Regions from separate parts of the Homo sapiens genome. Here regions 1 and 2 are each linked to region 3. A link is a loop called in an ENCODE intact Hi-C map of the cell type or tissue named here. Cell type or tissue: PC-9. All regions are shown on one strand.

Region 1 (8,000 bases), 120 kb after region 3:
TATTTGATAAAAATGTGACTTGGAGTAGCTAAGCAACAGGAATGATTTTTTTAAATTTAAAATTGTAAGTAAAATGTGTTGCCTTATATATTTCAATTATGTTAAAGCTAACAACGAGTACTTAGAGAGTGGGGAGATGCCTCAGTCACGTACTGCTGGTTGGAAAAGATCGTGACAAGAGTGTTCAGAGGGCAATTTCTTAATGCAGATCAAAATAAAAATTTGTATGACCTAAAACATTATAATTTCATTTCTAGGATTTTATTTCCAGTATATCCACTATAAATCAGTGACTGGGATGATTACAACAGTATTGGCTATAATAACGAAATACATAAATTGGAAACAAACTAAATGCCAAAAAATAGAGAAATGCCCAACAATTGGCGTATCTTCATACAGTGGAAAATTATGCAGTCACTCCCAGTACTTGGGAAGATTATTTGAAAGTAAATAAAGGAATTCATAAGATTGCTAAATATGAAAAGCAATACATGATATGACTCAAAATTTTACATTATAATGATTATAGATATAAATGTAGTAAAACTATAAGAATGTCATTAATGGTCATTACTGGTGTTATGATCATGTGAGATGATGATGATGATTGTTATTATTTTAACTTTTAGGTTCTGTGGTACAAGTGCAGGTTTGTTACACAGGTAGACTTGTGTCATGAAGGTTTGTTGTACAAATTATTTCACGACCCAGGTATTAAGGGTAGTACCCATTAGTTATTTTTCCTGATCCTCTCCCTCCTCTCACACTCCACCCTCTGAAAGGCCGCAGTGTATGTTGTTTTCCTCTATGTGTCCATGTGTTTTCATCATTTAGCTCCCACTCATAGGTGAGAACATGCCGTATTTGGTTTTCTGTTCATGCATTACTTTGCTAAGGATAACAGCCTCCAGCTCCATCCATGTCCTTGCAAAGGACATGATCTTGTTCTTTTTCATGCTGCATAATATTCTATGGTGCATATGCACCACATTTTCTTATCTAGTCTATCATTGATGGGCATTTAGGTTGTCTATGTCTTTGTTATTGTGAATAGGATCGCATGAGATTATTCTCCTGATCTATATTTTCCAAATTTTTTTTTATATATTAAGCTATAGCAATATATAGTTTAGTAATTAAAAAACCCAACTCCATAATCAAACAGAAATTTCTTCTCTCAGTCAAAACCGACTTCAGTTCTACTGGCTACAGAACAGTTTATTATCTCCTCTACCAATAAACTGTTTATCAGTTGTCTTTAGATGTTGTGCAAATGCCACTCATAGTCTAATAAACATATGTTAAAAGATCTGTATAAAGTTCTTCTAAGAGGTCCAGGATAGGAAATGCAAAAGCATACTTAAAAGCAAATAATGCAGGTGGTGCTTTTAACATATTCCAACATGATAACAACTTGATTATTGTTGGCAGTTTGCTTTATGTTTAATTTAAATCTGTTGCTCTTCATTTCAAAGATAAAATTCCCCCTGCAAAGAGCAAAATCCTAGTATTTTACTTTGATTGCTCCCAAATAATTCTGTGATTTCAATTTTTGATTGAAAACATCTAAACAGTGCTAGAATTTGAAGGAACATTTGAAATTATATAACCCAGTCCCTATTTACAGGTGGCACAGCTGAAACCTGGAGAAATAAAGTGATTTTTCCAAGGCCACAGTTAGCCAGTTCCAGAGACTCCTAAATAAATGTCAGCCACTCACCATGCCCAACAATACCTAGAAGGGCTTGCATGTGTCCTTCAACAGCAGAAAAGAAACCAATTGTTACCAGATAATCACAAATACAAAATGGCAGCAAGAGGATGGAGAATATTCCTTTTCCCTTCCGAGATGGCCAACTTTTAGCTCCCCATGGGTACTGTGAGCTGCTTCTTTCCTTGGTCTCCTGCCTCTTTCCTTTTACTGCCTCTTTGTCCTTCTCATCTAGGTTGAGGTAGGAAGTCCATCACTGATGGCCCCCAGATGAGATGGCTCCTTAGTCCTTACTACAGGAAGTGTTTGGGTATCTCAGATTCTTCTGAGTGGATCGTTTATAATGTCCATGCTTCCCAAAGTAATACACAGACTTAACACAATTCCTATGAAAATTTCAATGGTGTTCTTCACAGAACTAGAAAAAGAATCCTAAAATTTGTATAGAACCATGCAAAAAACAAAAACAAAAACAAAAACAAACTGCAAATAGCTAAAGCAAAACCGAGAAAGATAAACAAAGTTGGAGGCATCACATGTCGAAATTTAAAATTATAGTACAAAGCTACAGTAATCAAAACAGTATGATACTGGCATAAAAACAGAAACATAGACCAATGGAACAAATCAGAGTGCCTAGAAATAAATCCTAACCAACTAATTTTTAACAAGGGCATCAAGAGGACACAATGAAAAAAGAATAGTCTCTTAAATAAATGATGCTGAGAAAACTAGATTTCCACTGACAAAATAATGAAATTTGATTTTACATCATACAAAAAATTCAAATGGTTAAAAGATCTAAATGTAAAACTTAAAACCATAAAACTCATGGAAGATAACATAAGGAAAATGCTCCTTGAACATTGGCCTTGGCAATGACTTTTTTTGGATATCACACCAAAAGCTCAGGCTACAAAAGCAAAAATAAATAAATAGGACCACATCAAAGTACAAAGCTTTGCACAGCAAAGGAAACAATCAACAAAATGAAAAGGCAACCTACATACTGGGAAAAAAATTTGTAAACTATATAACTGATAAGAGGTTAATATCTAAAATTTATTTAAAAATTCTTACAACTCAATAGCAGAAAACAAAATAATTTGATTAAAAAATAAGAAAAGGACTTGAATAGATATTTCTTAATAGAAGACATACAAATAACTAACAGTTATATGAAAAAGTACTGAACATCACTAATCATCAAGGAAATGCAAATTAAAATCACTATGAGATATCACCTCACACTGGTAAGTTTGGCTATTACCAAAAAGACAAGAGATAACCAACGTTGGTGAGGGTGTGGAGCAAAGGGTACCCTAGTACACCATTGGTGGAAATGTAGATTGGTACAGCCATTATGGAAAACAATGGAAAACAATATGGAGATTCCTAAAGAAATTAAAAATAGAACTAACATGTGACCCAGCAATCCCTCCTCTGAGTATACCCCAAAGAGAGGAAATCACCACCTCATACATAGATCTACACTCATGTGAATTACAGCATTACTCACAATAGCCAATATGGAAAAAACTTAAGTATCTATAAACAGACAAATGGATAAAGGAAATGTGTATATATGGAATACAATTCAGTCTTAAAAAAGAAGGAGATCCTGCCATTAGGACATTATGCTAAGTTAAGCTAGACACAGAAAGAAAAATAATTGCATGATGTCACTTATATGTGGCATATTTTTAAGAAAGAGCTTGTATACCCAGAGAATGAAACAGTGGTCATCAGGGGGATGGGGGAGAGGAAATATGGACCTGTAGGTCAAAGGATGAAAACAGCAAATATATAAGATATATATAAAATAGTTTAGAGATCTAATGTAACATGAGTACTAAAATTAATAAAATTATATAATATTAGGGATTTTTGTTGTAGAAAATAAGTAGATTTTACCTGCTCTTGTCACAACAAAGTAACTATGTGAGATGATAGATATGTTAAACTGCTTCACCACAGATTTATTTTGCTGTCTACATATATCCTATGTTGTAAACCTCAAATGTACACAGTAACATTTATTTTTAAAAAGACAAATAAATCCATACCTTGCTCTCTTTTCACATGATAAAACCTCAATGCTCTATTTATATGAAAAGGATCTTTTAAGTATCTCTATATTCTACTATGGAAAGATTTACATGATATAATGTTAAATGGAAAAGAGAAAGGTGGAGAAAAAGTCACATATTTTAAAAAATGAGATGATCAGGGACATCTGAATACTGACTGACTATTTGATAAATTAAAGAATTATGGCTAATTTCTTTAGGCGTGAAAAGAGCATTGTAGTTGTATTTTTTTTTAAAAGAGAATCTGTGTTTTTGGAGATACATACTCAAATATTTTCTGATGACATTATCTGCTGTCTGGAATTTGCCACAAAATAATCCAGGATGTGGTTTGGGGGAAGTGGGTGGGTATAGATTAAATGAGATTGTCCAAGAATTGATCATTGCTGAAAATGGGTGAGGAGTACATGGAGGTTCATTATACCATTCTATTTTTGTAATGTTTGGTATTTTCCATAATAACAATATAAAGAACTCCTATTAGGATGTTTAATGGAAAAGGCAGGAACTTGAGACCCTTGAGTATTCAGGGTTTAGAGAGGGAAGAATGAAGAGGGTGAGGAGAATTCCATTCTGTGGAATCATAAATATTTCTTGACTGACTAAATGATAAATTGCAGGTATGAATGAATTGATAACCAAACCTGATTCTTCTAATTCTAGTGCAAGGCAGTTTCCACTAAAGTTCAAGTTAATGTCTCTTGTAAAACATAGACTACTTACTACCTGTAGGTTTCAAGATTGGAGTTTCTTACTTGTTTATCCAACATTGTACCACATGCTTTGACCTTGCTGTGTGACTTATCTTTCCAAAATGGCAGAATTGAACCTTCCTTTTGTCCTCCAAGCAGCTGTTTTGTGTAGAAGTCTGATTAATATTTTTTAAGGATACAGCTTGAGTGATCAGCTCATAGACTGAGAGGCTGTTTGTTTTTCATTCTTGACCCCTGCACCCTGGAGAGGAAGCACCGTAAACTACACACTTACTGAGGGAAACAATAGTTTATGTTGCTTGGAAACTTGTTTGGAAATGTTTCAGTATCAACAGAGACCCAATATATAAAGAGCTAGAGTTGTAGGTATCTGAGGCAAAGATGAAGAAATAGGCTACTAAGTTAAAATCTGATTCAGAACAATCCTACTCACTCTTAGAACAAAATTGCTCTTCAGCTTCTCATCCTCAGTTGATGTACCCCCAGACACCCCTGTGCTTTCCTCACCTGTCATTTCCATTGGATTGTGATTCTTTTCATTCTCATTGGCTTTCTCCCACTAGCCTATACTTCACTTTTTGTAACCTCAACACATAGCACAGCACTAAGTGCATAACTGTTAAGTAGTAATTCTTGATTGGATATGTTAGATAAATGTTAATGGAATCAATAGAGGTTATAATCCTCATAGAAGCAGAGAGTAGAATGGGGGTGAAGGGAAGACTGGGGATACAGAGGCTAGCGGGTGAAGGGAAGGGAAGGGGGAGATGATGGTCAAAAGGTACAAAATCTCAGACAGGAGGAATATATATTTTTTCTTGTTTTGAATTATATTGCATACCATGGTAGATACAGTTAATAACAGAGTATTGTACATTTCAAAATTTCTAAGACAGTACATTTAAAATATTATCACAAAAACTGTTAGGTACTGCATTTGAGATGATGGATGTGTTCACTGGCTTGATTTAATTATTCCACATTGTATTCATAAATCATAACATTATTTTATACCCACAAATTTACACAATTATAAACTGTTTCATTTATAATACAAAAAAATCCTGAAGGTGAGGAAAATATAATCAGAAGACAGAAAAAGATCTGACAGGCGGTGCGCATTTTTCACCCAAGGATACTGAAACTGAGGGAGGCCCACTGACTTGCTCCTAGTCACTATGGCAGGACCAGACCTGGGTGCTCATCATCTTTCCATAGAATCACACTACTCTTTGTTTGAAGGATGGCAAATTGGCAATGAATTTGCAGACGGAGACCAGGAGGACCCATGAGAGAGCACAGGACATCCATCTGGACATTTTCTTGGTATGTGAACTGATGGATGCTGGTCCACACCAGCTGTGAAAGGAAAGAGAAGAAAGAGGGTCTCCATTAATATCATCAGAACTTTAGAGGAATCCTTCCTGGATAGTTAGAGGAGATGGAATTAGGACTGGTCCTGGATACCTTTGCGATCTGGGTAAAACTTGCCTTTCCTGCTTTCAGGACTATGCGCTCCTCTCTCCTTCATTTGCCAGGACCCCAGGATATCTGCCTTGCTCATTGTGCAACATCTTTAACGTTGATGTCCTAGCTAAGTCTGTTCCCCATAATCCTCTAAAATCTTCTTTTTTTAGCTGAGGCTTCTATAATAGAACACTGTGGAGTAGGTGACTTAAAAAACAGATATTCCTTTCTCAAAGTTCTGAAGGCTAGAAGTCTGAGATCAGGGCACCAGGATGGTCAGGTTCAGGGCAAGGGCCCTCTTTCTGGCTTGCAGGCACTGGCTGACTTCTTGCTGCATCTTCACACGGCAGAGGGAGGAAACTCTGCTGTCTCTTCATCTTATAATGGCACTAATTCAGCATAAGGGTTCTACTCACAGTGCCTCATCTAAACCTGTTAATAATTACCTCCCAAAGGCCCGGCCTCCACATACCATCACACTGGGATTGGGGCTTCAATCTATGACTTTAATGGGAACAGAAACATTCAGTTTGTAACAACTTCCCTGACCTGTGCACCAGTCTCCAAGACCCAGAGGGTGCAAGGGAAGAGATGCTAGCCTGCAAAAGTAATCAGTGCTGAGGTGTAATAGCAAATTATTTTTCCTGCATTGTTAATTTCCCCTTCATTGCACCATCTTGCTGTTATTTCTTCCATATTTAACAACAATAACAACAACAACCCTCCTTGACAAGCCCAGCACCTGAGTTGGCAACTCTGCTCCACATCTGTAACAAAACTACTGACAGTATTTGCAGCAAAATCACTGTCTCTCATTACTCCTTTTCCTATTCTTTCCTAAACTCTACGATTCGAGAATTTGTCTCCATCACTCCTCCTTTCAAGGAGTGTCTTGTCAGTTCCTCTGGTCGAGGTCACAGTAGTCCCCACATTGATAAAGCCAACAGTAAATTATCAGTCCTGAGTTGACTTATCATTGTCACTGACGCAGTTGACGTGAAGTTATTCCGTGAAGAACTTTTTCTAGTGTGCATGTTGTACACTTGCCTCTCCATTTTTCCAGTTCTTTCTTTTTCCCAGCCTCTTAATGTTGAAGGATCCTAGGATTCAGTGCCTGGGCTTCCCCTCTACTCATCTACACTTATATTCCCTGGGTGATTTCATCCAGTTCCATTGAGATTGGCTTTTCAGAAAACCAATAAACATATGATTCCCAAATTTATATCTTCATCCTAAATATCTGCTTTGGATTTCAAACTCATGTATCTAACTGCTTAATTGACTGCTCCACTTAATTGAGCTAACAGAAAATTTAAATTTAACTTATGCAAATTGAACAGAACAGTAAGTCCAGAAACAGATCTCACATGCAATCACTTAATTTAGGAGCAAGGTAATATTACAATGCAGGAAAAGGATGGCCTTTTCAATAATTGCAATGGTGAATTAGATATCTATATGGAAAAAAAGTAAATCTCAACCTCTATCTCATATCATAAGCAAAATCAGTTCCAGATGAATTTCAGGTTTTAGTATAAAAAAGAAAACCTTCCAATTTCTAGAATGTAATACAGGGGAAAATATTTATAACATTGGAGCAAGGAGCAATTCCTTCATTAAAACACTAAGATAAAGGAAAAGATTGATACATTGGATTTCATTCTAATTAAAGACATCATTAAGGGAGGGAAATAGCAAGCCACAGATTGGGAGAAAATATTTGAAGAACATACTTGCAACAAAGGATTCATATTCAGTATATGCCCCAATTTCCTGAAAATCAGTAAGAAAAGACAGAAAGCTATTTTTACTTACCTATTGCCTCATAACAAACCACCTCAAAACTTAGTGGCTTTAAAAAAGTAACCATGTTATTTTTGTAATTTGAGCAATTTGTTAGTTTTGCAATTTGGGCAGAGCTCAGGGGGCACAGCATGTCTCTGCTCCACATGGCATCAGATGAGGTGGCTTGACGGGGATTGGAGAATCCACTTCCAAGACTGGCCATTCACATGG
Region 2 (8,000 bases), 78 kb after region 3:
GGGCACCCACGAGATGCCACCTGGAGCTCTGCTGTATGAGGTGTCTGTCGACCCCTGCTGGGAGGTGTTTCCCAGTCAGGAGGCATGGGGGTTAGAGAGTCACTTGAGGAGGCAGTCTGTCCCTTAGCAGAGCTTGAGCACTGTGCTGGGAGATCCACTGCTCTCTTCAGAGCCAGCAGGCAGGAATGTTTAAGTCTGCTGAAGGTGTGCCCACAGCCACCCCTTCACCCAAATGCTCTGTCCCAGGGAGATGGGAGTTATATCTATAAGCCCCTGACTGGAGCTGCTGCCTTTCTTTCAGAGATGCCCTGCTTAGAGAGGAGGAATCTAGACAGGCAGTCTAGCTACAGTGGCATTGCTGAGCTGCGGTGGGCTCCGCCCAGTTTGATCTTCCTGGCAGCTTTGTTTACACTGTGAGGGGAAAACCACCTACTCAAGCTTTAGTGATGGTGGATGCCCCTCCCCCCACCAAGCTAGTCCATCCCGGATCAACTTCAGACTGCTGTGCTGGCAGCGAGAATTTCAAGCCAGTGGATCTTAGCTTGTTGGGCTCTGTGGGGATGGGATCTGGGGAGCTAGACCACTTGGCTCCCTGGCTTTAGCCCCCTTTCCAGGGAAGTGAACAGTTCTTTCTTGCTGGCATTCCAGGTGCCACTGGGGTATGAAAAAACTCCTGCCGTGAGCTCAGTGTCTGCCCAAACCGCCACCCAGTTTTGCGCTTGAAATCCAGGGCCCTGGTGGCATAGGCACCTGAGGGAATCTCCTGGTTTGCGGATTGTGAAGACCATGGGAAAAGTGTAGCATCTGGGCTGGAGTGCACCGTTCCTCAAGGCACAGACCCTCACGGCTTCCCTTGGCTAAGGGAGGGAGTTCCTTGACCCCTTGTGCTTCCCGGGTAAGGTGACACCCCATCCTGCTTCTGCTTGCCTTCTGTGGGCTGCACTCACTGTTTAACCAGTCCCAATGAGATGAGCTGGGTGCCTCAGTTGGAAATGAAGAAATCACCTGCCTTCTGCATTGATCTCACTGGAGCTGCAGACCAGAGCCATTCCTATTTGGCCATCTTAACCAGGTCTCAAGTTTTTTTTGTTGTTGGCAATTTCTTTTTTCTTTTCTTTTTTTTTTTTTGAGATGATGTCTTGCTCTGTGACCCAGACTGGAGGGTAGTGGTGTAATCTTGGCTCACTGCAGCCTAAACCTCCTGGGATCAAGCAATCCTCCCACCTCAGCCTTCCAAGTTGCTGCGACTACTGGTGTGCAACACCACACCTGGCTAATTTTTAAAATCTTTTGTAGAGATTGGGTCTCACTATGTTGCCTTGGCTGGTCTTGAGTTCTTGGGCTCAAGCAATCCTCCCACCTTGGCCTTTCAAAGTGCTGGGATTATAGGCGTGAGCCAGCACACCTGGACTTGTCCTTTTCTACTGTAAGCATTTTGTGCTTTAGCTTTTCCTCTCAGCATTGCTTTTTCTGTGTCTTACAGTTTTGATATGTTACATTTTGATTTCATCTAGTTCACTGAAGTTTTTAATTTGTTTGAGACTTTTTCTTTGACCCATGGATTATTTAGAAGTGTCTAGTTTGCAAGTGCTTGGAGGTTTTCCTGTTATCTTTCTGTTATTGAATTCCATTTTAATTTCATTGTAGTCAGAGGACACAGTTTATATTATTTCAATTCTTTTAAGTTTCTTGAAATTTATAGTTCCATCTTGAAAAGAATGTGTGTCTTGCTGTTGTTGGAGAGAGTGTTTCATAAATGTTTTATTAGATACTGTTGGCTGATGGTCTTGTTGAATTCTTTTACTTTACCCTAGCTGATTTTCTGTCTAGTTGTTCTGTCATTTTTTGAGAGATAGAAGTATTGAAGTCTCCAACCATAATTGTGAATTTGTCTATTCATCCTTTCAGTTCTATCAGATTTTCTTCACATATTTTGCATCTCTGTTGTTTGATGCATATACATTTGGGATTGCTATACACTTAGGTCTTCCAGGTGAAGCGACATGGTTATCATTGTATAATGTTTATCTCTGTCTCTGGCAGTTTCCTTTGCTCTAACGTCTAACTTAGTCTTTAAGAGGCAGAAGTAAATATAATTCCAATTTTTTGTGTGTTTCTCAAGGAACATAAGAGAGGTTTCAGTTCTAACTGAACTTATCAAATTCCCTTTGCTTTGGAGCTTCAGTTTTTTTTCTTTTCCAGCCTTACTGATGTATAATTGACAAACAAAAATTGTGTATATTTAAGATGTACAACTTGGTGATCTGTTATACATATATATGTAATAATAACCACAGTCAAGTGAATCAGCATATTCATCACCTCATATTAATTACCATTTTACCATTTTCTTTTTTTTTTTTGTGATGAGAGCACTTAAAATCTACCCTCTTAGCAAATTTCAAGTATACACTTCAGTATTGTTAACAACAGTCACATTGTTTTACATTAGATCTCTAGAAATTAATCATCTTACATAACTGAAACTCTGTACCCTTTGTGCAACATCTCCCCATTTCCCGCTTCCCCCAGGCTCTGGCAACCACCATTCTACTCTCTGCCTCTGTGAGTTTGACTATTTTGGTTCCACATATAAGTGAGATCATGCCGTATTTGTCTTTCTGCAGCTGCCTTACTTCACTTAACGTGGCATTCTCCAGGTCCACCTATGTTGTCACACATGACAGGTTTTCTTTCGTTTTAAAGGCTGTGTAATATTTTATCACACATATACACACGTGTACATGTATTGAATTTCTTTATCCATTTGTCTGTCAGTGGACATTTAGGCTGTTTCCATATCTTGGCTATTGTGGATAGTGCTGCCATAAACGTGAGATTGCAGCTATCTCTTGAAGACAGTGATTTCAATTCCTTTGGGTATATACCCAAAAGTGGAATTGCTGAATCATATGGTAATTTACTTTTAGTTTTTGAGGAATTTTCACACTGTTTTCTGTAATGGCTGTACCAATCTACATTCCCACCAGCAGGATACAAGGGTTTTCTTTTCTTCGCATCATGGCCAAACTTGTTATCCCTGGTCTTTTTTATAATAGCCATTCTGACAGGTGCAGGGCTATATCTAGTGGTTTTGATATGCATTTCCCAGATATTTAGTGAAGTTTTCCACCTTTTCATATACGTATTTGCTACTTGTATGCTTTTTTTTTTTGAGAAATCCTTTAAAATTTAGAGATGGGGTCTCACTATGTTGCCCAGGTTGGACTTGAACTCTTGGGCTCAAGTGATCCTCCTACCTCAGCCTCCCAAATGGCTGGGATTAAAGGTGCAAATCATCCCACTGGCTGCCACTTTTTCTGGAGGGGCTACCTTTTACAATTTCACCTGCCTTCCCTGCATGACTTCTTGCAATTTGCACAAATATGTGTGACTATAAGAGTCATATAGCCCCTTACCCATAGGATTTGGCCCAGCTTTATGTTCCCAGATGACAATCACCCAGGACACAATAGTCCATCACCAGCATGTTTTCCAAAGCCTGAGTTATTTAGTCTCAAACAGCAGTGCAGGGAGGTTTTGCGGGGGATGTGTGTGTATTATTCAACAGATCCTTTTCCACTGAGCTACAGCAGGTCCTGACCAATTCTCTATCCAGTCTCTCCTTTGATTCAAGGTGAAGAATAAGTCTGTGTCTATTTCTCGAAATCATTCAGGTTTTGCTTCTATCTCCAGTGAAGAACTGTTTGTGCTGGAATACAAGTTGGGAGGCCTTCTCAAGAAGACACAATTATGCTGGGTACAGTGGCTCATGCTGGTAATCCCAGCACTTTGGGAGGCTGAGGCAGGAGGATTGTTTGAATCCAGGAGTTGGAGACAAACCTACACAACGTAGTGAGGCATCATCGCTACAAACAAACAAACAAACAAAATAGCTGGGTGTGGTGGCGCTTGCCTATAGTCCCAACTACGTCGGAGGTTGAGGTGGGAGAATTGCTTGAGACTGTGGTTGATGCAAGGCTGCAATGAGCTGTGATCATGCCACTGCTCTCTAGCCCGGGCAATAGAGCAAGACCCTGTCTCAAAAACAACAACAACAAAAAAGATACAATTATATAAAGACTCACATTCTATAAATATGCAGAGAAAAAAAACATTTCTCCCATACAAATATGCAAAACTGCAGTGACACATTTCTGCTGAAATATAAACCCAGTAGTCATGTTCGAAGGCAAACATGACTCGTTTCCCTGTTTAACCACCTTTACATCGAGATGAAGACAATTTTTATTTTAATCACCAGAACAAATAGAATGTCTGCTCCAAAAAGAAATTTAATCTTCCTTCTTTTAACATGTAGGACACCATGGAGCTTTGGAATAGCTTTCCAGCTTCTAACCAGCAAGGAATCAATTTGTCCTAGGATATGCTGTTATAATAATTTGAACTTGTTAAACTTCCTTAGATTCTAATTTCCAGAAATGCAAGGATTAAGCATTCTCTCTGTTTAGCTGTGTGAATGCTACAAATGAGGATTAGTGACATTTAAAATGTGTGCCATCTGATGGTGCCTCCATTGAGAGAGGGGACATGCCTCATACCACGTTACTCTTTTAAGTGCAGTTCAGTTCTTGGCCCAGATGGAAAATTCTGCTGGTTCCTTTTCCATACAATCAAAGAATGTGACCGTTTCTGCCCTCTTGTTCTTGAATGCTGTCTAAAGCCTGGGGTGATGTAGCTGAGGAATGAAATCTACTGGCAGAGCTGTGTGGGAAAACTTGCCCAGTGAGGCTTCTTGCCTTGTTTCCTGATCCGGAACTTTGTGGCTCACTGGCAGAAATCACTGATTTGAGTTGCAGGATGCCTGTGTGTCAGGGTTTGTTGTCCCTCACCAGGGGGAGGGAAATAAATGTTCTGCTTATCCCCTGACTCTGCCCCCCAGGATGAGGAATTCTCTCTGACCTCTGACCTTTGGGGGTTGCCTGGTAAGACCCATGCTTACTCAGACATGAGACTTTGGAATGGGGCCTCTGGCTGGCGGAAATTCCTCCTGTCGCTATCAGTGCTTTGTGCTGCAGCCTCATAAATAGGAATGGTTTTTTCTCCCCCTCCCTCCCTTTTTGTCTTTCTGCTTACTTTTCAGTTCATCAGGTTTATTTTGTGAGTTCCCATCATGACCAATTAGAGATGGGAGGGATAGAATTGAAGAACCTATGTTTTAAGAAGCAGCATTGTTTTCTTCTTTCTGCTGGGTCTTGAATCAGCAGACCTTCCTATGGTCTAGGGATGGTACAGGAGAAGGAATGGAGAATGATCTCTGCTATTACTGGGGAAAGAGGCCAGATTCTCTATTATAGGGTTAGTGACTTGGCTTAAGGGTCTACACAAATGCAGCCCACAGATGTTACTCCCTTCTGGTGTTTATCTCTTCTGGAGACTTTACTTTGAATCTCTTCTCTGTTTTCATTACATAAACTGAAGACTAGGTGTCCAGAGCCTCCCTCCAGATATTCATGGATTAATATTTCTGTTCTTTTTGACCGAATATGAATCACAGGTAGGGAGCTTAAATATTAAAGAGAGCTAATCCCTTTTGAAAATGTCCCCATTGATTTACAGATATTAATAAGGACTTTGAAAAATGGGAAAACAAGAGGCCTGGTTTTTATGTCCTGTAACTGAAAAATTGTTTTACTTGGTCATTGGAGGTGATCTTTCAGTATAAGATGACTGATTTATTTTTAACCAGACAACCCATGTGGAGGCTTGACATATTTTGCATAAAGGGCAATTCCACCGAATTTGGGAGTTGGAGGAGCTGAGCTCAAGTCCTAGCTCGACTATGCACTGTGTTACTTTAGACAAGACTTTGCCTCTTTAGAGCTGTTACTTTGGATGAACTGGATCCTTGCAGCCCAGGGACCAGCAGGATTGGCATCACCTGAGGGCTTGTTAGAAATGCACATTCTCAGATCCTCCCCTGGTCAGCTGAATTAGACCTAAATTTTAACAAGATCCCCAGGTGATTTGTATGTGCATTAAAATTTGAGAAGCATTGACCCATTAAACACAGACACTAATTCTATTTGAGTTCACCCTTTTATGTCTTGCATCCTTGTGGCAAATTGTTTGTCGAAAGCCTAATGATGCTTAAAACAGTAGCAGGGAATGATGCTGCTCTAATCAATGTTGATGGGTGAAGGAGTGGAAGAGGAATCTTAGACAATGTGATTCAGGAAAAGACTGAGAAGATACATGGGAACTTGGAAGCCAAAAAAGATGGGTCATTTGGCCAAATGTACCCATTCATTGTCATCCTTTTCTGCTCCCCTATTCTCTGCTGTGTTGCGTTATGTTCAAATCTGTGTCTTTGGCATGGATAGCTCTTACCAGAAAAGCTGCTGGTTCTTCTCATGCTCTTTAATTCTTGTCTGCTTGATGAGTGTGCCAAGCAATAATCTCTTGTTTTGGTGTTTTCATCTAAGCTGTTGAGAAGAGACAGGCTTTCTGGGCCACAGAAGGGCTGGGACAGACAATGACAGCTAGCATTGTTGATGGTTTTATTCCTATCTCAAGGGGATGGACCTTGTTGATTCTAAGTTTAGGTCAAGAATGAAGAGACCTTGATGTTATAAATATTCTCTTAAGAGATTGTTAGTGTGGAGTTTTCCAAGGTGGTGATTAAAATCTATGTGTAACAGGGCAGTGGCAAAACAAGAATTAGGCTCCCTGCTCGGTTCCGGGAGGACAGTACCCATGCAGACAGGGCTGCTGACAGCAGTGCACCCTGGGGACGGCAGGGGTAGGGGCAGGAGGCATGGCCCCTGCTCCTGAGGGGCTGTGGCCACCTTGCCTCTGTTAAGTTCTAGACCCCTGACTAAATGAATGGGGATTTAGAGAAGGTATGCATGTGTTTTTTTTGTGTGTCTCCATAAACTGCAGCCATCCTGTCTGTTTGCCTTTTTATTGATGATACCTGTTATTTGCTTTTAAGCCCTTTCAAATAATCAAATACTGAAAATCTTCCTTTCAACAAACACATACAAATGACCTTCTTAGCTTTTTTCCCAATGGTGTATGTTGCTGGATTTGCTTATTTCCCTCCTTGAGAGATTTCAGACATTTACTTTAATAGAGTGAATTTCATACACTAGTGCTTCCTACCAGACCGTTTCTCTAACTTGCAGACTGCACATTTCCATGTAGACATTCCTTCATAGTTCTGCAATTAAATTGGCTGGGAGGACAATAAACTATTTTCAGAAACAGATTTATCAGATTATGAAATTTCATACTAAACGGCCGCATTTGGTGTCACTGATTCCTCCCTTTACCCATTCTCCATCCACTCACCCTCTGTACCCTGTTTATGGCAGATTTTTCTCTAGACTGTTTTTTCCCGTTTGATTTCTGCTTTGGCCGTAAGAAATGAGTCACTTAATTTTAAAATGCACAACTTTCAGTCTCTTAGTGGGTCATCAGATACTACTATCTTTCTTCCAAGCAGCCTTTCTTTCTTCTAGAAAACCTTTTTAAAAACTTTTTAAAAGTTTACCACTGATTCTTTCTCTTTCTGGTCCTTCAGTATTCTCAGCCGATCTCTAAGGACTTTTTTTTTCTGTTTACCAAACTGAGCTTTCTGGGAATTTTCTTTGGCTTTTCTTTCTCTTCCTTGGTCTTTGTTTTAGTTGTTTTTACAATTTGGTTTTGTTGTTGTTGTTGTTGTTAGCACATTTGCAGAAGAAACACAGGAGGTTAAACTGTTAGATAATATAAGGCTTAGGAATAGTCAGTGGTCTCTTATCTTTTCCAACCTCTACAGAGCTTGATAAGGAAAGAATATGGGGAATGTGCCACTCATGGCAGAGCTTCCGGACAAATTAGAGTTGATTGATAAGCAGGCTATGGTGTGTGTGTGTGTGCTTGCACATGCGTGTGTGCACATGAGCATGTGTATGCCCATACTGGGAGTAGCTAATGCAGAATAAGTCTGCAGAAAGGGGTTTTACCTGAACGTATGGTGCAGAATAAATGAATGA
Region 3 (8,000 bases):
CCGGGGAAGGCCACCTTGCCCCGACGGCGCGCCCTGGGCCTGAGGCCTGCGTCAGTAGGCAGAGCTGCTGGGCAGCAGGTCGTAGCGCCCCCCGCTGTAGACCACGACGCCAGGTGGGTAGTAGAGCAGGTCCGGCTCCGCGGCCGCGTGGGGCGGCGCCGGGGCCTGCAGCCCCTGATCCTCGTGCTCCGGCTTGGTAGTGGCGGTGAAGGGGCGCATGCTGGTGATCGAAGGAGACGCGATGCGCCACAGCAGGCTCTTGAGCGCCTTGCGGAACTCGCGGCGCACGAGGCAGTAGAGGACGGGGTTGAGGCAGCTGTTGGAGTGCGCTAGGCACACGCTCACAGGGAACGCGTATACCTGGCACAGGAAATACTCCTGGCTGAAGGGCACCGCGTTGAACTTGATGAGGATGCTCCAGGTGGTGAGCGCCTGGTTGGGCAGCCAACACAGGAAGAAGGACAGGACAACGATGGTCACTGATTTGGTGACCTTCGACAGTCTCCGGGCGCTGGCTCCGGTCGGGCGTCCTCCGGCTACCGCGGCCCCTCCTTTGGTCCCCGCCGCGCGGCGGTCGGCGATGAAGCGCACCAGCAGCAGGTAGCACAAGATAATGATGCCCAGCGGCAGCACGAAGCCCAGCAGCACCTTCTGCGAGTGGTAGAGGCCCAGCCAGAACTGCCTGTCGCGGCCCAGCAACTTGTCCGGGAAACGCACCAGGCACAGCTCCTCGCCCATCACCTTGACCGTGGTGGAGAAAATGGCACTGGGCAGCGAGGCCAGCGCGGCCAAAGCCCAGATCCACACACACAGCGCCTTGGCCGAGAAGCAGCAGCTGTCCCCCAGGCTCCGGCCGCAGCAGTCGCCCCGGCCGTGTCCTCGGGTCCGGTGGCTCTTCAGAGCCGAGGCCACCGAATGGTAGCGCGTCACACTCATGGCAGTGAGGAAGAACACGCTGGCGTACATGTTCATGGACGTCACCATGGACACGATCTTACACATGGCCTTGCCGAAGGGCCATTTGAAGTCAAGAGCGTTCTCCACCGCCCAGAAGGGCAGGGTGAGCACAAACTGAAAGTCCGTCAGCGCCAGGTTGGTGACGAAGAGGTTGATAGAGGACTTGCGCCAGCCCTGCATGCTCTTCATCAGGTAGAGAACCAGCAGGTTGCCCGCCAACCCCAGGGCGCACACCACCCAGTACACCACGCTGATGAGAATCCGCACCCGGGCCTCTGTGTCCGCGCTCTCTGCCCCGCCGCTGCCCGGGGGATGTCCTGGCGGCGCGCCGTCCGGCAACTCCAGCCCCAGCTCCCACCACAAGTCCGGAAGCTGCAGCGACGCGTTACCACTCGTGTTGGCCGCCTCCAGAAGGTCCGGGACCAGACTGAAGAGTTCTGCTAGCTTGTCCCCGCCTGCTGCCTTATTCATGGTGGCTATCGTGGCTGCATCGGCCATCTGCATGCGCAGGTACCTCTAGGTCATGTTCTGGGGGACAAGACCTAAGATAACACGGTTTACCCCAGTTTTGTTGCCAGGCTAGCCTGCGGGACGTGCGTGGGAGCTTTCAAAGCAGCTACTGAAGAGAGAGCCCAGGAACTGGGTACTAAGCGCGTCCTGGCGCGCAGCGAACGCCCTGGACGCAGGAGTTGAGCTCAGCGGCTGCTTTGGAGCAGAGTTGAGGAGTGCAGCCCGTAAGGCAAGCACTCGGCGTCCAAGGGTTCTCAGGCCAAGCTCGGAGTCCCTAGGTCCTTATGTACAACGCAGACTTCCCCTCTCCGTGTCCCGCGGTCACTGGGGCACTGGCGCATAACTCCCCCAGCCGCTCAATTGTGCGATTTGGGGCCGCTCGCTCCCTTTCAAATACCTTTATCCGTTTCCTCTGGGACTGCTTGGATGAGGTTTCCGTCCTTGGAGAGAAAGAGATCGTAGAGTTCCATCCACCACGCTCAGCTTCCTGGAGGTCAGTGGGTGTCTGCGTCTCTCCGCGGTTGTCAACTCCGGGTGGGTTGCCAGCGGCTCTCACCAGTTACGGTGGCACTTGCACGGCCAAGGCGGCGGGCCCCAAGGAGCATGCGTAATCCCGGGGCGCCGCGAGGGGCGCTTTCCGAGGTGCTGAACCCAGCCGCGCCCGCGCCGCGAGGGAGAGTTGAGCTGCAGGCAAAGCCCACCCGCCACTCCAGTTTTCCTCTCCAGAGTTTCAGCAGGAAGGGTCTTAAGAGTTTATTTTACAGCTGCAGGAGAAAGTCGGCTTTGACGTGAGTTTCTTCTTCCTTTCTTATTCCCAAACATTATGATTAGAAGTTTTTTTTTTCTTTCTTCCTCACTCCCACTTTTCACCGGAATTATTCCATTTGGTGAGGAATTGTTCTAAAAATATGAGCTATCCTGCTTACTTTCCTTCTTGAAAGTAATAACAGTGGCCTCTTTTCATGCTCAAATGAGATAATGGGTACTTATTGGATACACAAAGGACAGCTCCACCTCCCCTCTTTAATTAGCTGACCACTTACGCAGTACCTGTGTTTGTCAGGATTTTCAAAGGGTCTTCACATGGCAGAAGTCTGGGCTCAAGGGTTGCCCCTACTTTAATGTATTCTGAGAGGTGACACAAAAACAGAGCAAACAACTGATGGTCCTACTTCACAGAAATTAAATGCCCTAAGCCCAAAGCGCTTCAACAAATTGTTTGATCACATACAGGCCACAGTCTCTTTACCTAGATGCAAATAGAATAGAGGATACCACTGGGCTGATCGTGAACCACCAGCCCTCCTATTTCCATTACTGTTAGCATCAGGACTCTTTTTCAGGCGTTTTTCAGACCAATGGAAGTACATTCTAAGGACTCTTCCAAGGGAATGAGTGGAAACCACTTGAATTACTTCTCAAGCTTCAGTCTACATAAATGCCAGGTCAATCGCTCTGGTGTAAATTACACTTTTAGGATTTACTTTAAAATTTTGAAATGTTTTCCTCTTGGTCTGGGACTAAACTGAAACCAAAGTTTCTTAAGCATAATTGTCCTCACTCCTGGAGTACTACAGAACTCCCAGCTTTACTTAAGGAGATAAAGAGGATGCAACCTTCAAGCTGAGGAGATAAGAAACAGAAAAAGAAAGAAAGAGAAAAACGAAAAAGAAAGAAAGAAAGAAAGAAAGAAAGAAAGAAAGAAAGAAAGAAAAGAAAAGAAAGAGAAAAAGGAAAAAAGAAAAAAAAAGAAACAAGAAACAATCTTGATTCCAAAGGACTTTTAGCCCTGAAGAGCACACACCTTGCTACGGATGCTGCACAGCTCCGTCTTCCCACTAGAGGGAGTAAGGGCTTTAGTAAAAACCTAGCCAAACACAAACATCTCCTTTGATCAGTTCTTACCTGGAGATCACCCCTGCCCTGAGGATTCCTCCCAAAGCACAGGTTATTTCTATGGATGACTATTATCCTGGTTTTAGTAGCCTCACTTTCACACTCAGTTTTGACTTTATTTTTAACTGGTTATTTCTCCATCAATTTTCTCTCTCTCTTCATCTATGTCTCTATTTCTCTTTTCTAATATTTCAAGGGGCTGTTGAAACACAAGAAAAGCTGGGGCATACCCTGAAAGCTCTCTGCTGTTAAATTTTTGGTATGTTCACACCAATGACCTCCATCTAACACATACACAGCTTCTCAGTGCTTCTAGGCACACCCAGGAATATATCTACTTGGTCTGCTCCAAATCACATGTACATATTCATACTTTATGAAAAAATTATAGGGGCCTGATTCAATTCATCTCACATTCATTGGCCACTTACTCTTGCCAGGCACTGAGATAGGCTGAAAGACATAAGTCCTCTATTTTGAGCGTCTCTGGAATTCTTAATCTAGATGAGTGTGCAATCTACTAGTGTCTAAAACTATATTTTTTGTTTAGTTTTGTGCATGACTAAGTTATCTAGAATGTAATGATTCATGCCAGATAAGTGGACAATAATTTTACCTCTTTTATTATTTCCCTTTTTTTTTAAGGGGTGGGTAGGTAATAAATAGTTATACCTTGATGGGATATTCCAGTTTTAGGTTTTTTGGGAGGGGGTACTCTATGTTGGTATTTAAAGAAACCATAAAGGAGGAAGGGTGCAGAGCTTGTTATGTTACATATGTGGTCTGTTTTTCTGTTCCTCTTCTTACCAAAATTGAAACCAGGCTGTGATGGGGGCCTGGAGGAAAATCAGCATCAAGAAACTGTCTCTCATTCACAGTGGCAGGGTATGGGATCTTGAAACCTTTTTCTGGGCTTCTTTTGTGTTCCTGAAGCCATGTGGGCCATGCGAAGCCATGAGGACAGCATAAAATCATACTCTAGCATGTAACCATTGGGAGCCCATGATCATAGAAGGGAAGAAATCACCTGCTTTGGTCCAGCATTTTGCGGAGGAGGCTTGAAGAAATGAAGGTATTTACCAAGAATCTCACCACTAGGAAGGAGCCACACCCGGTCTAAAACATAGTCTTGACTCTTAAGTGATGTCTCTTGATCTATGCTCCATTTTCCAATTTGGATCTAAGTCTTCCATATTGTTTTTCAACACAGGGGTGGGTGGTAGGCTGAATAATGCCTCCCCCCACACACAAATATGTCCACATCCCATTTCCCAAGCCCTTGGATGTTACTTTATACAGCCAAAGGAACTTTGCAGCCACTAGAAGCTTAACTAAGCAAAAAGATGGATTCTCTCCTAAAGCCTCAAGAAGGAAACAGCTCTTCTGACATCTTGGCTTTACTCTAGTGAAACTGATTTTGAATCTCTGATCTCCAGAACTGTGAGAGAATAAATGTACCTTCTTTTAAGCCACAACATTTCTGCCCATGTGTTATAATAGCAATAGAAACTAGCATAGGGTGGGTACACAGCCTGGCTTGAACATAACCTAATGGGAAATGGAGCAATTCTGATTTGAACATGTTGGTTAATCTTAACACCGACTTTGTGCTAGACACTGTGTCATGTACTAGAGATTTAGTGGTACCAGAACTCACATTCTAATAGATGAGAGAGACCTTTTAAAAATTTGAATTCTGGGTTGGGCACACTGTCTCATGTCTGTAATTCCAGCACTTTGGGGTGCTGAGGCAGGCAGATCACTTAAGGTCAGGAGTTCAAGACCAGCCTAGCCAACATGGTGAAACCCCGTCTCTACTAAAAATACAAAAATTAGCTGTGTGTAGTGGCACATGCCTGTAGTCCCAGCTACTCTGGAGGCTGAGCCAGGAGACTTGCTTGAGCCCAGGAGGTGGGGGTTGCAATGAGCTGAGATCACATGGCTGGACTCCAGCCTGGGCAACAGAGCAAGACGCCATTTCAAAAAAAAAAAAAAAATTCTAATAAATTGTATTATTATAATTACAATAAGAAAAAAACAGAGTAAAATAGAAAGTTACAAAACCATGTGCAAGTAACTAACTTTTAACTATTTACAAGCATATTTATCTAATTCTAAGATTCACATCTTATCAAATTAAAGATTTTTAAGATCAATATGGATTTCCAATTGCTATATACCTATTTAGTGAATAATTTTTTTCTCTAGAAAGCTGTAAACAAAAGGTGTGTCTTATAAGCTATAGTATCTTGGAAGAAAGGAAATTCTATAATCAGGTAAATGGGGGTGAGGTGGGGGTAAGGAAAGGGGAAGAAAGAGGACTCTGGGCAGAAGGAACAGCCTGAGTGAAGGCACTGGGCAGGAAAGAGCATGATGCTTTTGTAGGACAGAAAGAAGATGAAGTGCCTATAACACAGGGAGATGAAGTAAATAGTGCTAGATAGTCTGGTGACATGGGCAGGTGTCAAACAATTTCCGACTGCAGAATTTTGATCTATGACTTTGGAGTAATGGAGGACATTGGAAAATTTGAAGCAGGGGAGCAACACAATCAGTTTCGCATATTCAAACCATCACTCTAGATATAGTGTGATGAGTAGACTGGAAGGGGCGGAGCTGATATAAATCAAGACAATTAGGAAGCTACATCAATAGTTCAGGAGAGAGATGATTGTACTTTAATCTAGAGGGATGCGGGGCAGAATAAGATTTAAATAGGCATTTAAGACACTGACTTGACAGTACTTGGGGGTGGACTGCATACAAAGAAAGGGTGAAGGTAAGGACAAATTAAAAGCTTTCAAGTTTTTACCCTGAGCATGTGGGTAGGTAGGCATGCTGAGCAAGTGAGGTGGGGGAAGATGACACATTCAGGCTGGACATATGAGAGTGTGAATGCCCCAATCAGATTTAGATGTCAAAAAGACAGTTGAATACATGAATCAGTGACTCAGAGAAGATAAAAATATGTGGGTCTGCAGTGTATAGATTATAATTGAAGCTTTGACATTGATGAGACTGTCTAGAGAAAAAGTGTAGAGTGAGAAGAAATCTCTTGTTAAACCTGGGGGAAATCTGAGATTGGACTGTCTGGTAGAGGTTGGAAAGCCTGTTGATGATAATTGCTACATGTATATTTAATGAATATTCTCACTGTTTATGACAATGAGAATTAGAGCTAGAAAAGAGGAAAACTAGGAGCCTGTGACATGTGAACCCCGAAAATCCGAGACGGGTCTCAGTTAATTTAGAAAGTTTATTTTGCCAGGGTTGAGGACACGAGCCCATGACACAGCCTCAGGAGGTCCTGATGACATGTGCCCAAGGTGGTTGGGGCACAGCTTGGTTATATACATTTTAGGGAGACATAAGACGTCAATCAATATATGTAAGAAGTACATTGGTTCAGTCTGGAAAGGCGGGACAACTTGAAGCAAAGGCAGGAAGACTCGAAGCGGGGGAGAGAGCTTCCAGGTCACAGAAGGTGATATGCAAAGGGCTACATTCTTTTGAGTTTCTGATTAGCCTTTCCAAAGGAGGAAAATCAGGTATGCGTCTATCTCAGTGAACAGAGAGGTGACTTTGAATAGAATGGGAGGCAGATTTGCTCCAAGCAGTTTCCAGCTTGAGTTTTCTTCAGTAATTTTGGGGGCCCAAGATACTTTCCTTTCACACATGGAAGCCAAGAAATAAAAGAAATGTAGGGGAAAAAAAGCAGGGGCTGTATTTAATGCTGTGTCTAATGTGAGGCCAAGGAAGGCAGGAAAGGAGAAATGTTCATTGGATTTATGGACATGGAGACCATTGAAAACCTTGGGGCACTATTTCGGGAGGCAGATACTGGGAGAGGAGATACCAATGAAACTAGAAAGCTATTCTCATTGACTTCTAGCAACCAAAGAAACTGAGTCAACAGGAGAGACAAAAGTTTGTTTCAGTTCAACTGGCAAGTCAGTGACAGAATTAGAAAGGGATTCAGAGATATTGACTAACATTTCACCCTTTGGTTTGTTAATTGACGCTTTAATTGAGTCAATTGACTCTTTAATTGAGTCGATTAACTGCCTAACAAATCAAAGAGTTTGAGCCTTTGGGGTCCTCAGGCACCACTGCTAATCTAAGCAGTCACTTTAGTCTAAATTAAAATTTCTCAACCTTGAAACTATTGACATTTTAGGCCATATAATTCATTGTTATGTGGGAGGGGCTGCATTGTATGATTATTATTTACTAGCATTTCTGGCCTCTACTTGTTAGATACCAGTAGCAATCCCAGATGTTGTCTTGTCAGACAACCAAAACTGTCTCCAAACATTGCCAGACATACCCTGGAGGCAAATATCTCTTCCTTCCCCAAGGTTGCAAACCACTGGGCTAAACATGAACCATTTGTTAGAAAGGGAAATGGCAGGAGACTGTGAAAGAATCTTTTGTTACTCATTCTCACTTCTAGGAAAACAATTCAAGGGACCTCCCCTTTAGGTGGGAGTTGGAAGGGTGTATAGAGAACAACAGCATGTTACATTTTTGTATGCTACATACACACCCCTCCGAGCATTGGTGCAATGCATCCTTTTCACTGGAAATCCCCATCCTTTCTCTAGATGCTCTTCAGTTAAGCTAAAGCAGAGCTTGCT

Evidence for each region. Hi-C counts contacts between places; a loop is a spot of excess contacts. Peaks named below come from ENCODE experiments on the same cell type or tissue, not always from the same donor. Only the 100,000 strongest peaks of a DNase experiment are listed, where the experiment ranks them.
Region 1: a loop joins it to region 3, with 5 times the contacts of the local background. A loop is called at or near these places in 4 of 110 quality-filtered maps.
Region 2: it touches region 3 in a loop (3-fold over the local background); 6 of 110 quality-filtered maps call a loop at or near these places.

What each region holds. Positions count from the first base shown.
Region 1 is chr5:33,813,750-33,821,749 of GRCh38, reverse strand. All of the region lies in intron 2 of ADAMTS12 (ADAM metallopeptidase with thrombospondin type 1 motif 12), which reads left to right. Among named protein-coding and RNA genes, the nearest start is that of ADAMTS12, 74 kb to the left of the region's middle. In PC-9, no CTCF peak of the experiment used is centred here; a DNase peak (open chromatin) is centred at 4,359; H3K27ac peaks cover 2,467 bases.
Region 2 is chr5:33,851,786-33,859,785 of GRCh38, reverse strand. All of the region lies in intron 2 of ADAMTS12 (ADAM metallopeptidase with thrombospondin type 1 motif 12), which reads left to right. Among named protein-coding and RNA genes, the nearest start is that of ADAMTS12, 36 kb to the left of the region's middle. In PC-9, no CTCF peak of the experiment used is centred here; DNase peaks (open chromatin) are centred at 385 and 4,195; H3K4me3 peaks cover 920 bases; H3K27ac peaks cover 4,929 bases.
Region 3 is chr5:33,930,202-33,938,201 of GRCh38, reverse strand. It overlaps RXFP3 (relaxin family peptide receptor 3), which reads right to left and starts at 1,816. Exons shown (of 1, transcript NM_016568.3): 1 at 1-1,816. The coding sequence starts at 1,461. The coding sequence ends at 52. RefSeq lists an enhancer at 6,659-7,164. In PC-9, CTCF peaks have their summits at 3,103 and 3,304 (motif pointing right); DNase peaks (open chromatin) are centred at 3,311 and 3,881; H3K27ac peaks cover 1,666 bases.